2 separate regions of the Homo sapiens genome follow, and region 1 is linked to region 2. The links are chromatin loops, found by intact Hi-C in ENCODE. Cell type or tissue: pancreas. All regions are shown on one strand. Links, peaks and the distances in the headings refer to the core of each region. The heading gives the core; the rest is flanking DNA. Region 1 overlaps LOC105377144 (a long non-coding RNA gene). Region 2 overlaps SLC25A26 (solute carrier family 25 member 26).

Region 1 (2,926 bases), core at 252-2,751, 530 kb before region 2:
ACCAGGATCTTAAGAGTAATCCAGTCACTTGTCAAAGGTGAAGGTACAAGGGTGATATAAGATGGTGGAATTGCACATAGAGGAAACGGTTTGTAAACTAAAGCTCAGAGGCGAGAAAGGATTTCTAGTTCATCCAGAAATCTGAAAGATTAAGATGATTTAGATTAATGAAAAGAAAATAACATAGAGATGGGAGTCCCAGGTCCACGGCTCTGGGACTGGCACAGTGATGTACTAGCAGTGTGACCTTACACAAGTCACTTCTCTTGGGGCCTCAATTTCCTCATCTGTAATACAAAGGGATTGGCCTAGGAGACAGTGGAGAGTAGAGGAACATAAAGCCCCCACCTCATGTCCCTGGCACAAAGATTCTTGAGGGACTTGTGTTGGAGGGGCAAGGCCGGTCACCTTGGTCTCCGTCTTTAGAACTACTTCATGTTCCTGCAGTCATGTGGGAAGGAGGGCACCAGGGAGGCCGTGGAAACTTTCCCAGGACCTGGGCCACTGAAGTCGCCACCGAGTTCTATTATCAGAAGGAGACATTTGTACAGTCCTCGCTCTTTGATAGTCTGTGTCTAAAATGTTTTGTTAAGCCTGGAAAAAGGCAAATACTTACGTGTGATTAGATGGCATGCTGAAAGAACTTTCAATGTTTAATGAATGGAAAGCAAATATTGATTGGAACTTTTAAAATGGTGTATAGCATAAAAAACAATGTTTACTAAGGCACTTACACTTGTCCTGCACATAGTAGGTGCTTAGTAATGATCTTGATTTAAATAAACGTATAATACACCTAGTAACCCTGATACTAGATGTTTGTTACATAGGACTTGTTACTATTTGATTTCCAAAAAAAAAAAAAAAAAAAAAAAAAAAAGCCACCTAGTTTTAGGGCAAGTTCCCAATGTATTAACTTAAGCTCATGGGATGTTTTTCTCCATGTAAATTTCTTCTGACTTGAAACAGTACCCATGGCAGTGGCCAAACAAATGTCAGTCAAGGCAAAGCCATATCGTCACATCACAACATGTTGTAATCAAGGTCACAGACCAAACTCATGCTTTATCTCTCAACTGCTAAGGTCTTTGTGCTGCTGAGAACAACTGTTACAAATACTGGAAGATATTGCTTAAAGGCAAACAGAATGAGTACTTGGAGGAGTTGGCCCCATAAATGATATATTTCATAACTGATTCCACTTTTAAAGGAAGCTGCTTCTGTTGTTAAATACCCATAAGATAGGTGCCCCCTGCATAGCTATAACCTATAGTCTTTTAAACTATACATAAGAACCATTTAAAATACTTTGGTAGGTAAGACTGCATTAACAGAAACAAAGAGGTTAATTTGGGAAGGTTATACTTTGGTTTCACGAAAACACGTCAAGCTGTTCAGCCCACATTACACCTGGTGCAGACATCACACCGTAATCACACAGGCCATGCGTCATTTCATCTCTGCTCACCCAAAACAAGAGATGTCGCCAGTGAAAAATATTTTCTAGGTGGGAGATGTTCAGGTAAGGATTTCAGAGGCAAGAGAATTTAAAAGCAGCTAGTGTGAACTTTTTCTCAAAAAACCCTAAAAATTAGAGAAGGCCATATGCGGTCTTTGGAACAGACACATAACTGGAATGTCGCCACCCCTTTCTTGAGTTTGAGAGGCACCAATATGCATTCCCAGACCATGTGTTTTCAAGCACCCTTACTTGTCTAAGGGCCACCTAGGAGACAGCTGATAACAGCTCCAGAAATCACCACAAGGGGGAGCATTGACCTGGCGAGTCAGGTGGAGTCTATAGTCTGGACTTTTAGGGCACCTCATGAAGCCAACTTGCAACATTCACAGGTTCAGCCATTACCCAAGCTGGAAGCCAGCCCTGTAACACTTAGTCCGTGTGAGCTGAACATCTACCACCTTTTAGGATCCCAACCAAACTCTTATCCTACAAGTCACCCCAGGGGTCTGGAAGCTTCTCAAGCAAAATGTTTTCTTTACTCCCTGTTCTGAACATTGGGAGTGTGCTGCGTAAACCTCCCGAGAAAGCTCAATTCAAATGTCTGCAATCCTTCTTAGAAAGGGGAGGATCTGTCTTTTGGGCCCTGCGGGTAATTCCTCTTCCTAATGCTGACCACGGGGACTCCCCAAGAACATTTCCACTTCAGCAAGAATGTTGAACAATTTGCGTAACCTTTCCCAGGTACCTGCTATAACCCATTCTAGAAATCTAAATAGAAAACTCTATTTTTCCATCTAGTGTCCATGCAAGGATGGTGCATTTCTGCCAAAAATAAGTTTGGGGTCTGGCGTGTTATCTCCAGTTGATTCTTACAAATGACTGACCAAAGAAAGTGAAAGAGAAAAGAAAACAATTCGTGGAAAACTCATAAATAACTGTTTGTCCCCCTCCCCCAAAGCTCTGTAAATGTAAAGAACACAACATATATGGAAAATACACCCAAATTTAATGTGCAGTTTGCTTGCCATGTAACTGTTCATACATATTTTGCCACCTAAAGAAAACTGTGCAGCTTCTAATTGTTTTGTTCCATTTTGTTTTGTTTGACACGGAATTTCACTCTTATTGCCCAGGCTGGAGTACAATGGCTCAATCTCGGCTCACTGCAACCTCCGCATCCCGGGTTCAAGTGATTCTCCTGCCTGAGTCTCCCAAGTAGCTGGGATTACAGGCATGTGCCACTATGCACAGCTAATTTTTGTATTTTTAGTAGAGATGGGGTTTCTCCATGTTGGTCAGGCTGGTCTCGAACTCCCAACCTCAGGTGATCCTCCCACCTCGGCTTCCCAAAGTGCTGGGATTACAGGTGTGAGCCACCGTGCCTGGCCTCTAATTGTTATTGTGACATATTTTCTTCTGGCTTTACAATTTATTTTTGTAACTGAGGCCTTAGACCCTAGGTGC
Region 2 (2,926 bases), core at 307-2,806:
CAGTTTATTTTTAAAAATAAAGCAAATGCATGTATATCAGGAAAATAAAATAACTTGATTTTAAGTATCTGAGATAAAGTTTTGAACATGTTTGATGTACTCTAAACCATGCATGGAAAAGCATCTGTTATTTACAGATCAAAGCAAACCTGAGTATCCTAAAACAACTAGAGTGAAAAATTCCCAAATTTAATTTCATCCCTGTCCACATGCTTCTTTGAACTAATAATTCAGAGAATTGGTCAGTATGTTGAACTAATTAGCATGCTTAATGCTTGCCAACTTTGATGGCTCCAATTCTTTAAGAAATTTTTTTTTTATTTTCCAAGACGGAGTCTTGCTCTGCCACCCAGGCTGCAGTGCAATGGTGCGATCACGGCTCATTGCAACCTCCGCCTCCCGGGTTCAAGCTATTCTCCTGCCTCAGCCTCCTGAGTAGCTGGGATTACAGGTGCCTGCCACCATGCCCAGCTAATTTTTGTATTTTTATTAAAGATGAGGTTTCACCATGTTGGTCAGGCTGGTCTCGAACTCCTGACCTCGTGATCCACCCATCTCGGCTTCCCAAAGCTGGGATTACAGGCGTGAGCCACCGTGCCCAGACAAGAAATGGAATTTAAAAAATAGTTTTAAAAACACACACATGGCCGGGCACGGTGGCTTGCACCTGTAATCCCAGCACTTTGGGAGGCCAAGGCAGGCGGATCACGAGGTCAGGAGTTCAAGATCAGCCTGGCCAGCATGGTGAAACCTCGTCTCTATTAAAAATACAAAAAATCTTCGGGAGGCCGAGGTGGGCGGATCACGAAGTCAGGAGATCAAGAGCATTCTAGCTAACATGGTGAAACCCCGTCTCTACTAAACACACAAAAAATTAGCTGGGCTTGGTGGTGGGCACCTGTAGTCCCAGCTACTCAGGAGGCTGAGGCAGAAGAATGGCGTGAACCCGGGAGGCGGAGCTTGCAGTAAGCCGATCGTACCACTGCTCTCCAGCCTGGGCAACAGAGCGAGACTCCATCTCAAAAAAAAAAAAAAAACAAAAATACAAAAAATTAGACAGGTATGGTGGCATGCGCCTGTAATCCCAGCTACTCAGGAGGCTGAGGCAGGAGAATTGCTTGAACCCGGGAGGCAGAGCTTGCAGTGAGCTGAGATCGCGCCACTGCACTCCAGCCCAGCCAAAAGTGCGGGACTCCGTCTCAAAAAAAACACACAAGCAAATTTGAGAAAATGCAAAGGCCATCCAAGTTGGCAAAATCATATATACTGAATAATGCCTCAAGATGCCTCAAAACATGAGTGATGCCTGTTTAACATCCTCTGAGTTACAAAATAGGTTGTAAACTGTTTTGGGGTTTTTGATTTGCATGAGATAAATCAACTTTTTTTATTCTGTATCCAACCAGTTTTTATGAGATTCAGCATACGTCTAACTTTATTTTAATATAAAGAACAGCAGTAAAGTGTTTTTGATAAGAAGTTAACAGTTTATATTTTTTAATTGCAATGAGAGTAAATTCATTTGAGATCTTTTAAATGTAATCCTACAACTAAGAGCCAAAAGCAAAGTGGATTCTTTACTGTCCACAAACTGGAGCATCATGGTCATTTTTGCTACAAAGACTTTCCTAACAATTACGTGTGGTAATCAGTAAATGACCCATAGTAAATAGGTTACTACATAGTAGACAGAGTGTTAACTAGCTAATTACACCTTTTTCTTTTGTCCTACTGCTACATGAATTTTTTTAAAAGTTCTATTTAATGCTGATATTCTAAGACTACTCATTTCTATAATTTATATGAGAACATCACACAGAGCCTTCCAAACAAATTCCACCTTGACTCGCAATTTTATTTTCTCCCTCTAACTTGAGGAGTTATGCATGAAATAAATAAATAAACAAATACTACATGATTATCTCAATAGACACAGAAAAGGCTTTCAATAAAATTCAACACCACTTCATGTTAAAAACTCAGTAAATGACATGATCATATATCTAGAAAACCCCATAGTCCCGGCCCAAAAGCTCCTTATGCTGATAAACAACTTCAGCAGAGTCTCAGGATACAAAATCAACGTACAAAAATCACTAGCATTCCTATACACCGGCAAGCCAAGAGACCTATCAGGAATGAACTCCCATTCACAACTGCCACAAAAAGAACAAAATACCTAGAAATCCAGCTAACCAAGGAGGTGAAAGATACTACAAGGAGAACTAGAAAACACTGCTCAGAGGTATCAGAGATGACACAAGCAAATGAAAAAACACTCCATGCTTATGAGTAGGAAGAATCAATATTGTGAAAACGGCCATACTGCCCAAAGCAATTTATATAATAGATTCAACCCTATGCCTATTAAACTACCACTGACATTCTTCACGGAACTAGAAAAAAACTATTTTAAAATTCATATGGAACAAAAAAAAAGAGCCCAGGTAGCCAAGGTAATCCTAAGCAAAAAGAACAAACTTAAAGGCCTCACACTACCAGACTTCAAGCTCTATTACAGGGCTACAACTCCATTACTGAGTATATACCCAAAGGAATATTAATCCTTCTATCATAAAGACACATGCACACGTATGTTCACTGCAGCACTATTCACAACAGCAAAGACATGGAATCAACCTAAATGCCCGTAATAAAACACTGGATAAAGGAAATGTGGTACATATATACCATGAATACTATACAGCCGTAAGAAAAAACGACATCACTTCCTTTGCAGGAATATGGATGATGCTAGAGGCCATTATCCTTTGCAAACTAATGCAGAAAGAGAAAACCAAATACCACATGTTCTCATTTATAATTGCGAGCTAAATGATGAGAACACATAGATCCACGGAGGGGAATAAGAGACACTGCAGCCTATCGGACGGTGGAGGCTGGGAGGAGGGAGAGGATCAGGAAA

The links. A loop is a pair of places that touch in the nucleus more often than their neighbours do. Peaks named below come from ENCODE experiments on the same cell type or tissue, not always from the same donor. Only the 100,000 strongest peaks of a DNase experiment are listed, where the experiment ranks them.
Region 1: a loop joins it to region 2, with 4 times the contacts of the local background. A loop is called at or near these places in 3 of 110 quality-filtered maps.

Annotation. Positions count from the first base shown.
Region 1 is chr3:66,821,311-66,824,236 of GRCh38, reverse strand. The region is part of intron 2 of LOC105377144 (a long non-coding RNA gene); the gene reads left to right. Among named protein-coding and RNA genes, the nearest start is that of KBTBD8, 180 kb to the left of the region's middle. In pancreas, for the core only: a CTCF peak has its summit at 1,758 (motif pointing right); DNase peaks (open chromatin) are centred at 456 and 1,776; H3K27ac peaks cover 2,500 bases.
Region 2 is chr3:66,293,517-66,296,442 of GRCh38, reverse strand. All of the region lies in intron 5 of SLC25A26 (solute carrier family 25 member 26), which reads right to left. Among named protein-coding and RNA genes, the nearest start is that of SLC25A26, 74 kb to the right of the region's middle. In pancreas, for the core only: no CTCF peak of the experiment used is centred there; no DNase peak of the experiment used is centred there.